2 separate regions of the Homo sapiens genome follow, and region 1 is linked to region 2. The links are chromatin loops, found by intact Hi-C in ENCODE. Cell type or tissue: endothelial cell of umbilical vein. All regions are shown on one strand. Each heading gives the region's core, and the rest is flanking DNA. Links, peaks and the distances in the headings are about the cores only. Region 1 overlaps SESN1 (sestrin 1). Region 2 has its middle 13 kb from the start of ARMC2.

Region 1 (5,389 bases), core at 75-5,074, 150 kb before region 2:
GAAGGGAACCTGATTATGTTGATAGAGTAAAAGAATAAAGACAGGGAACACAGGTGGGCTGGCCCGTCTTCAGAAGTGCTGGCATGGCTGTCAGCACATAGAAGACTGTTTTATAAAAGCTGTGTATAGGTAGAAGTGTCTGTTCTCTTTGAAACATCTTTATAGAAATTACTGAATAATGATTTGGCAGGGGAAGTTGCTATTCTGATAAAACAGTGTCTAGATTTTCTGACATGTAACAAACCTCCAAGAAACATGATAAAATATAAATGAAAGCTCAATCTATCCAAAAAGAATATTAGGCCAGGTATGGTGGCTCACACCTGTAATCCCAGCACTTGGGGAGGCCAAGGCAGGCTGATCACTTAAGATCAGGAGTTCAAGACCAGACTGTCCAACATGGTGATACTAAAAATACCAAAAAATTAGTTGGACATAGTGGCATGCACCTGTATTCCCAGCTACATGGGAAGCTGAGGCATGAGAATCGCTTGAACCCAGGAGGTGGAGGTTGTAGTGAGCCAAGATCGTGCCACTGCACCCGAGCCTGGGAAAGAGTGAAAGTGTGCATCAAAAAAAAAAAAAAAAGATAGCTGCTGTTTTGAGAAATTTATAATCTGTTCAACAAACCCAAGGCTAAGTTATGCTGTACTACATAGGAAGTGTAGGAAGTGTACTTATTTTATGTGTTCATTAGATTCACTGAAAAACTGATTGTGAATGCTTGTAACCCTTCCTTATATGATGTTGTATTTTATATTCAGGTTCATGTTAATCTGCTTCTTATAGAAGCTAGGATGCAAGCAGAACTCCTTTATGCTCTGAGAGCCATTACCCGCTATATGACCTGATGCCTTTCCTTCATTAAAGATGATTCTGGAATGATCAGCAGATATAGTCTACAAGGGGGAAGGTACTAAGCCCCAGGACCAATGGTAGACAAAATAATTCAGAAATCCATTGTGCCATGATTCCTTTAGTTTCTGCTATTTTTCTGTGGAAAACCACTGCTGGCACAAGCAGTGACTGTTTGGCAGCTTCAAGTTTAGAGCTGTGAAGACAGGCTGCCATTCACAGTATTTTGCTTTTTGACAGTACAAGATGCTGTGTAACTGTTTTAATACAGCAAATAGTAACTCTCCAAATCCTGTTGCTTTTATGTTAAATAAGATAACAAGAATTGGAGCATGCAAAGAATGGGACTTGGATAATGACTTAAGCTTTATATGTAAAGAATTTTAGAAGATCTTGGTGCTGCTATTCCTGCTGGAGGAATGAATAGATGGCTGTTTCAGTTAAGCTATTAGTAATAAAAGTGAACATTGCTACTATCTGAGCCTACATACATAACTTGTGTGATTTCAAATTAAACTTGCATTATGTGTTAATTTTCTTGCATCTAAAAAAGCATAGAATTCCTACTCACACAGCTCAGCAACAACCATTTTGATGGTAACAGTTAATTTCTTTCATTAGTTTTTTAAATTCAGGGTTCTGGATATTAAATTAAAATGGCATTCTTAAAGATTTTCTTCAAAAAGCAATCCTAAATGAAAGTGTGTAAATTATAAGAAGCTGGCGATCTTTTGATATGCTGTTTCACAGGATCCTGACACTGGAGGGCAGCTGTCTTGTGCATTACTTGTGTTTCCAGCACCAAAGTTGTGGGACATGTTGCTGTAGACTGCTGCGCAGTCCTGGGTGCATTCAGTCTCTCTGCCTCTGCCTGCCTCCTGGTCCCCACTTTAAAGGCTGTGCAGCTCCTTAAATAATAAAGCTGGAAAATATTTTTAGTCGGGTTATCAAATTTGATTTACAAAAACGCTAACTTTGTTTGAAATGCAAACAGGTTTGAAAATATGTATTAAGTACTTTGTATTCTGGAAGCGTGAATTGCTTTTGAAGTCTGTCAGTATTACTGGTATTTTTAAATAAAGAAGAATTTTTCTCCAATTTTATTTGCTGTCTCAATCTCTTAAAAAATCATGACTTCACTATTAGTAATAATTTTGAGTTTCTATCTACTTTCATAAGCCAAGTACATTCACACTTAAATGGCAAAACAACACTTGAAGCCATTTTGAAACATACAAAGAGGAGTGGACTTTCTTTAGAATCTTATCTGAGACCATTTTTATCTTGGAAATGACTGGTATGGCCCTATGCCTGCTCTCTTTTCAACTGTTTTAGAGTTCCAATAGAATTTTAAGAATTACTAAAAAGAAGGATTCATTAGGGAGAGACTACAGAACAAAAAATGACACTCATCAGACAAGTAGAAATAGCTCTAAGTTTAACTGAAGCTGTTGTGATGATAACTCTGTTAGTTACTCCTCAAAACATTTATTGAGCTCAATCTAGTGCCTGCCTACAAATGTATGGGGTAGTGTGGAAGTAGGGGTTGGGAAGGATCAATTTTGAACAGAGGTGGTACCTGTCCTCAAGGATATTTACTCTCATGAGAAGACAAGACTATAACCTTAGCTAGGAATAGAGTATTATTATCTTCAATATGTTTTATATTTAAAGAAACTTACTTATAAGTGCATTACTCATTGAATATGCATCATGCCTTTGTCCTCTTCTGCCTGCTGCTGAGTTCTCTCACCAGAGCAATACAATTGAACCCAAGAAGATAGTTAAAATTTTACTTATCCCATTTCTGCTCTTTGTTCCTCCTCTTGAAAATACAAAATTTCTAGTAGAGATTCTAATCAGCAGTAGAGTGATCACAAAACAAGATCAACTAGAATGCATTTAGTCCACTGGAACTTATAATCACTTAGAAATTGAAATCAAAATTTTAATGAGTTAAAAAATATGTTTATACCTAAAGTAATAAAAGTGCATGTGATACAAAGTTAATGTTTCAATGCCTTCCATTTAGCAGGTGCTTCCTGTTGGAGTGTTTTCTCAAAACTAAACACACAGGATTTCTAATGTTACTATATAATCTTTGAAACCAGTAGTTTCCAAAATAATTAGGGAAGGTACATTACACTGGGGATATCAAAACCTTCCCCAACCAGAGGAAAATTTTCTTCTAAAATAATCATGAGAAGATTTCTGGTTGAGGGTCCCAGGATTCAAGAGTTAAAATCTTGAGTTGTTTTGGCCGTATTTGGGAAAATTTTTTATTAGGCCAAACTTTATCATCTCTAAGAATGAGATTGATTTTGATACAGACCACCAGGAGATAAGTAGATAAGTAAAACTTGTTGGATAAGCACTTTTTATCAATATACTCTGAAATTTTATTAGCATATTCATATATGTGAATATCATACATGAATCAGAAATGTTACTAGCATATTTGTATATGTGAATATCATATATGAATCATCATACTAGTTTTTTGCTAACACTGGTAGATGGGAGTAATGTCAGCAAGATGATGGACTTGGGAACTCCACGTCCTCATTCTCCCAGAGACGCTGAGTTAACAATATATGGGCCAGAATATCTTTGTGAGAACTCTAGAAACCAATTGGGAAACTGCAGCATTTAGGCAAATGCAAAGCCAGGAAAAGGCCGCACCAAAAGGCTAGGAAAGTTTGTGGATTTTGCTCACCCTAGCTCTTCCCCAGCAGAGGATGGTGTGATCAAGAGGAAGCATAAATTCAGCAAAGTTGTAGGATACAAAGTCAGCACACAAAAATCAGTTGTATTTCTATACACTAACAATGAATGATCCAAAAAAATTTAACAATTCCATTTACAATAGGATCAAAAAGAATAAAATACTTAGGAATAAACCTAACCAAGGGGATATGTGATGGCTGAATGTTTGTGTCTTCCCCTACATTTGTATGTTGATGTATGTTGTATGCTGAAATGTAATCCTCAATGTGGTGATATTAAAAAAGTAGGCCTTTGGGAGGTGATAAGATCAAGAGGGCTCTGCTCTCATGAATGGGATTAGTGCCCTTTAATAGAGGTCTGGGGAGCTCCCCTTCTACCATGAAAGGACACAGCTAGAGTGTGCCATCTGTGAGGAAGAAAACACTCACTAGGCACTAAATCCTTGATATCGGACTTCCCAGCCTCCAAAACTGTGAGCAATAAATTTCTGTTATCTATAAATTACCCAGTCTAAGGTATTTTGTTACAGTAGCCTGAACAGACTAAGACAAAAGACTTACACATTGAAAACTAAAGCAGCAGTCCCCAACCTTTTTGGCACCAGGGACTGGTTTCATGGAAGACAGTTTTTCCATGGACCCAGGGTGGACGGTGCAGTGGGGGATGGTTTCAGGATAAAACTGTTCCACCTCAGATCATCAGGTATTAGATTCTTACAAGGAGTGCACAACCCACATCCCTCACATGCACAGTTCACAATAGGGTCAAGCTCCTATGAAAATCCAGTGCTGCAGCTGATCAGACAGGAGGCAGAGCTCAGGCAGTAATGCTTGCTTGCCCACAACTCACCTCCTGCTGTGCAGCCAGTTCCTAACAGGCCACAGACTAGGACTGGTCCATGGCCCATGGGTTGGGGACCCCTGCTGTAAAGCATTACTAAGAAATTAAAGACACAAATAAATGGAAAGACATCTCATGGTCACCCAGAGTGACCTGTAGATTCAATGCAATCTCTATCAAAATCCCAATGGCATTTTTCACGGAAGTAGAGAATTCCATGCCAAAATTCATCTAGAATCTTCAATGGACCCTGAATAGCCAAAACAATCTTGAAAAAGAACAAAGTTGGAGGTCTCACACTCCCTGATTTCAAAACATATTGCAAAGCAACAGTAATCAAAATAATGTGGAACTGGCACAAAGTCAAACATACAGGCCAATGGAATAGGGTCCAGAAATAAATTCTCACATATATGGCCAAATCATCTTTAGCAAAGGTACCAAGACCACTCAATAAGGACAGGACAGTCTCTTTAACAAATGGTGCTAGGAAAACTAGATATGCACATGCAAAAGAATGAAGTTGGACCCTTATATATTAAAAAACTCAAAGACCTAAATGTAAGACTGACAACTGTAAAACTAGATGAAAACACGGGGAAAGTTTCACAACATTGGATTTGGCAATGATTTCTTAGATATGACACAGAAATTATGGGCAACAAAAGAAAAAAAGACCATTGGAATTACATCAGACTTAAAAATGTCTGTGCATCAAAGGACATAATCAACAGAGTGAAAAGGCAACCTATGGGATAGGAGAAAATATTTACAAATCATATATTTGATAAGAGGTTAATATCCAGAATATATGAAGAATTCCTACAACTCAAAAAACCAAATAACTAAAAAATGGGGCTGGGAGTGGTGGCTCATGCCTGTAATCCCAGCAGTTTGGGAGGCCGAGGCAGGCAGATCATGAGGTCAGGAGATCGAGACCATCCTGGCCAACATAGGAAAACCCCCG
Region 2 (5,389 bases), core at 222-5,221:
AGGGCGTGGCTCTGCTGTCCTTCCCCTAGGGCACTCTGAGGTGGGAGTGGCGGGGTGGGCTCTCTGGATCCAAGCCTCCCTTGTCTCTGGGCACAGCCGCACCGCGTCCGCCCAGACTCTCACAGGGCCGGTCACAAACAGAGCGCCCTCAGCCTCCCTCGCACACCTCCCTCACTCAGGCCTGGCCAAGCGACAGACCTCTGCTAGCACTCTCACTTCTAGTCTCTCCATTTCTTCCTCTGGCACCAAGAAACTCCTTCCTTTTGCAGGCACCTGTAGGGGTCACCAGCCTCCCAGATGTAAAGGCAGCAAGGCCCGGTGTGAACGATTGGGAAGGAGCTCCCGGCTAAGGACCCGCAGTCTGGTGAAGTCTCACACGTCCGCTCACACCAGTGCTCACACGGCTGCTGCTCCTAACCACTTGTGATGGGGGGAGAAATCGTGGGAGCTCGTGGCCCCAGTTTCTGGGTCTGTGAAATAAGTGGATCTATGTGGTACCGAGAGATATTTGAGAGAAGAAAGTGAAGACAAGGGGTGCAGGAAGGAAGCAGAGGGGTGGGGAAATCAGTTTAGCCAAGAAAGCCTTGCCAGGGAGTGATACCCTGGCATGGGGAGGACACAGCCCACCCTCAACACCAAAGAGGGCAGCCTTTGTGTAAGTACAGAGGTAAAAGGCTCCTCTCCTCTCTGGGGCTGGTCACACTCCTAGCCCAGGTTGTAGAGAGAAAAGGTGCTAGCATTACTCATTATCTTCTACTGGCATTAATGCTGTAATAAAATGCAACATGTGGGTTTCTGCGTTTTTTTCAAGCTTTAACCACAGAATTGGGACTTAGATGCACTTGCATTGTGGGGAAATGAAACTGAATTTGGAGTCATCCTTCACAGCAGGACAGATGCCACAGGCAAAGTTGTCAGGGTCTCAAAGTTAGAAAAGGGATCTTGAGTTCTCTTCTTTTGGCTCCTCCTTTTCTCTCTCTTTTCCTTGTTCCTTCCTGCCTTCCTGTCTGCCTTCCTGTCTCCTTTTTCTGTTTCTCTGTTTCTTCTTTCTTTCTCCCCTCCCCCAGTCCTCTCCTCCCCTCTCCCTGCCCTTCCTTAACCACAAATGTAACCAACCCCAAACCACTGACTTGCTGTTCTGCTCATTCATCCTTACGGGTTTTCTTGGTTACATAAGCTCTCCAGTTTTGGCATATTTGGGAATCATTTATTTCATTATATAGTAAGACCTCGGTGGCCCAAGGGACATTTTTTTCCTGCCCCTTCCCAGTTCCATTTACGTGAGGCCCCAGTGAGATTTCTGAAAGAAAATGATAGACGGCCCCAGGACTGATGTTCCGGCCTCGGGAGACCTGACACAGAAGGTTTCTGTTCTGGGGAATACGCATCAGTGTTGGAGGAGACCTTTTAACAAATTGTAAACTTTTCATCTCTTTATTAAGATGGAATTAACATAACATAAAATTAACCATTTTAAAGTACACAGTTCTGTGGCATTTTGTACATTCACAATGCTGTAAAACCACTATCCCTATTTAGTTCCGAAACACTTTCATCACCCCTAAAGGACTCATTAAGCAGCCATTTCCAATTTCTCCTTCCCCTCAGCCCCTGGCAAGCATTAACCTGCTTTCTGTCTGCCTGGATTTACCTATTCTGAACATTCTGTATAAATGGAATCATATAATACATGGCCTTTCGGGTCTGGCTTCTTTTATTAGGTATAATGTTTTCAAGGCTTATCCATGTTACAGCATGTATCAGTACTCCCTTTGTCTTTTTAGGGCTGAGTAATGCTCTTTTCCACAGATATACCACATTTTGTTTATCCATTCATCAGCTGATGGAGCATTCAGATTGTTTCACCTTTTAGCTATTATGAATAGTGCTGCTATTTGTGTACAGGTTTTTGTGTAGACAAAGTTTTTATTCCATCCAAGAGTTACTGGGTCATATAGTAATTCTGTTTAAAATTCTGAGGAACCATCAAACTGTCTTCCACAGTTGCTGCACCATTTTACATTCCCATCAGCAGTGTATGAAGATTCCAATTTCTACCCATTCTAGCTAATACTTGCTATTGTCTGTGTTTTTAATTATAGTCCTAGTCCTTCTAGTGAGTGTTAAGTATTTCAAGGTGGTTTCAGTTTGCATTTCACTAGTGACTATTAATATTGAGTATCTTTTTTTTTTTTTTTTTTTTTTTGAGACCAGGTCTCCGTGTGTTGCTCAGGCTGGAATGTAGTGGTGAGATCATAGTTTACTCCAGGCTTGAACTCCTAGGCTCAAGTGATCCTCCTGCCTCAGCTCCTGAGTAACTGGGACCACAGGAACATACCACCATGTCCAGCTCTGGGCATCTTTTCAAGTGTGTGTTGGTCATTTGCGTATCTTCTTGGAAAAATATCAATTCGAGTCCTTTGGCCATTTTTAAATTGGGTTGTCTTTTTGTTGGGGAGTCATAGACTTCTTAAATATTCTGGATATTAGATCCTTTCGTATATGGTTTGTAAATGTTTTCTCCCATTCTGTAGTTTTTCTTTTTATTTTCTTGATAGTGTCCTTAGATGCACAAAAGAGTTTTTAATTTTGATGAAGTCTAATGTATCTCTTTTTTTCCATGTGTTGCTTGTGCTTTTGGCATCTTATCTAAGAATCCATTGCCAAATCCATGGTTGTGAAGATTTTCTCCTGTTTGTTCTAAGTTTTAGCTCTTACATTTAAGTCTTTGATTCATTTTGAGTTAATTTGTATGTATGGTGTGGTTAGTGGCCAAACATCATTCTCTTGCATGTGGTTATCCAGTTGTCCCAGCTGTTGAAGAGGGAAAAAACTTTTTTGAGGCAACAATATGTTATATCACTTAAATGTCCTTCAATGATGCAGGGCCAGGGTTGCCGGAGTGGAGATTTTTGGGAAAAGGGGCAGTAAGATCCTGAGGGTGTGAGCTGATAAGACAGTGGTTGCTGTGATGTTCTGAAGAAACAAAGCCCACTGCTCTTCTGCCAGCAGCCACCTGAGGCATGGCAGGAGAGTGGGGACAGTGATGAGAGGAGAGGTGGCTCTTGGCAGCAACAAGGTCAAACTGTGCTGAGGCAGCAGCAATGGTGTCTGTGGCCACCAGGGGGCAGAGCAGAGGTGGGTACCAAGCAGGAGTACATTAAATGGCCACCACGGTGCCCCATGTAGGCAGAGGGCCCTCTGCTAGGAGAAGAAAAGGACTTAAAGGACATGGGTTTCAGCATTTCCATTGTTGGGTGCTTGAAGCCAAAAATTATTTTTGTTACTTTTTTCTTGTCCTCCCCGGGGATGGCACGGCCTGGAAAAGCAAAAATTACGATTAATTTCCCTTTTCAAAATGCAGTTCAGAAAAGAACATTCTGTTTTTCAGGACCCTGGCTTTCTGTGAGAAAGCCTATCCTAGCATTCAAAATTAAGTTATGTTTGCCAAAATGTAAATTTCTTTCAATCGCTATTTGTTTTAAAGTCACTGCTTATATTTGTGGCAGATAAAATAATAGGGAAAAGGAGGAATAATTTATCTAAAAAATAGCAATTCTATTTTTGGGAAGGGATGTCACAGAGAACTGCTATAGTTCTGTAATATTAATCTATGTCAGATTTTTCAAATGTCAAGAATACAGTTTACATTTACTGCCACAAATTTGGTGAACATTCTTCATTATGCACTAAGCAGAAAATTTGAAAGTAAATGTTCAGCAATGCTCAGACAAATGAAGAAATCCCCTCCCCCAGGCCATCTTTTGACATAACTAGGACAATCCAATATAATAACCCTCTAAAAGGATTAATTCTGCCTAAAACCAGCTCCTGAAGAAACCACATGGCACTTTCTGAAACGTTCTTGATAATGTTCACATCTTTATCACAGTTACAACCCATGAGCCTGGTGCTCACTCAGTGTCTTTGAAGATTCTATGACAATGCTGAATGAGGGCATCTTTACAATCACAAGAAACCATCAATAACATTAAAATCTACAGAATAAAACAGCGTAAGTTTCCATTTTGCTTCTATTAAATATTAGAAAATACCCATTGCTGGTGATGGTGTAGTGGAACTCGTCCACACCTACATTGCCAATAGCAATGCAAAGCCATTAGAAATATTTATATGATTTAGTGATTTGCATTATCCAAAAGAAGAATAATCTTTTACACCTGTTTAATACAAAATTAATATAAGAGCATTTGCAAGCCAGAAGCCTCTTAACCATCTAGTGAGGGTGGTAGTGGTTAGGTAAAATATACTGTAACCATTTAATGCATATAAGGGTAAAGTAGAGGCATTGAGATATACAAATGACACAATGTTCAGAGGCACAAATAGTTCTGTTGAGGCAGGGGGAGAAGCAGAATTTTAAGTGCAGTTTTTCCTTCTGTTATTTAAAGTATCATTCATAGTTGCCATAATATTTTTTGTTTGATAAAAATGTTAAATTAATTGCAGGGTAGGTACATTACCTTTTGGTTATATGTAAGAGGATACAAAGTTAAGCATACATAGCATTTCATGTTTTAAAATTTTTTTTTATTTCAGTAGTTTTTAGAGTACAAGTGGTTTTTGGTTACATGGATGAATTGTATAGTGGTGAAGTCTGAGATTTTGGCGCACCCATCACGTCACCTGAGTAGTGTACGTTCTACCCAATATATCATTTTTTTTAATTATTTTATTTTTTGAGACAGAGTCTCGCTCAGTCGCCCAGGCTGGAGTGCAGTGGCGCGATCTCGGCTCACTGCAAGTTCCGCCTCCCGGGTTCACGCCATTCTCCTGCCTCAGCCTCCCGAGTAGCTGGGACTACAGGCGCCCACCACCACGCCCGGCTAATTTTTTGTATTTTTAGTAGAGACGGTTTCACCGTGTTAGCCAGGATGGTCTCGATCTCCTGACCTCGTGATCCACCCGCCTCGGCCTCCGAAAGTGCTGGGATTACAGGCGCGATCCCTCAGCACCCCCCACCCACCCCGTAGCCCATTATATCACTCTGTAGCATTTTGTTTTTAAAAACGTTTACATTTATGCTTTGCTTGGCTTGGTTGGACTGGTCTATGATTACTTCCACACTGTATTAAGTTATATACCTACCCATTAGGCCGGGGTAGGGAGGAACCCTCAGGGGTCAAGCCATTCAGTGGCAAGTCTCAAGGGAGAGCCTGGGCAGACTTCCAGGGAAAGCTTGGTGAGTGGGCATCACAAGGAAGACAGTGGCAGAAAGGAAGCCGACTTTGGCGTCGGGGTATAACTTCTGCGGCATCTTCATACTTTATCGTCTGTGAATGCTACACTGCGGTGCTCCACAGAGCGTACGGCACCCTGGTGTTCTGCAGTGCCCAGTATCTACTGATCCCCTACTGTAGTGGACACA

The links. Hi-C counts contacts between places; a loop is a spot of excess contacts. Peaks named below come from ENCODE experiments on the same cell type or tissue, not always from the same donor. Only the 100,000 strongest peaks of a DNase experiment are listed, where the experiment ranks them.
Region 1: a loop joins it to region 2, with 2.4 times the contacts of the local background. A loop is called at or near these places in 2 of 110 quality-filtered maps.

The regions. Positions count from the first base shown.
Region 1 is chr6:108,983,006-108,988,394 of GRCh38, reverse strand. It overlaps SESN1 (sestrin 1), which reads left to right. Exons shown (of 10, transcript NM_014454.3): 10 at 765-4,086. The coding sequence ends at 851. It also overlaps a transcript of ARMC2 not described here. Among named protein-coding and RNA genes, the nearest start is that of ARMC2-AS1, 62 kb to the right of the region's middle. In endothelial cell of umbilical vein, for the core only: no CTCF peak of the experiment used is centred there; a DNase peak (open chromatin) is centred at 2,774.
Region 2 is chr6:108,833,159-108,838,547 of GRCh38, reverse strand. No RefSeq gene overlaps it. Among named protein-coding and RNA genes, the nearest start is that of ARMC2, 13 kb to the left of the region's middle. In endothelial cell of umbilical vein, for the core only: a CTCF peak has its summit at 3,111 (motif pointing right); a DNase peak (open chromatin) is centred at 3,127; H3K27me3 peaks cover 639 bases.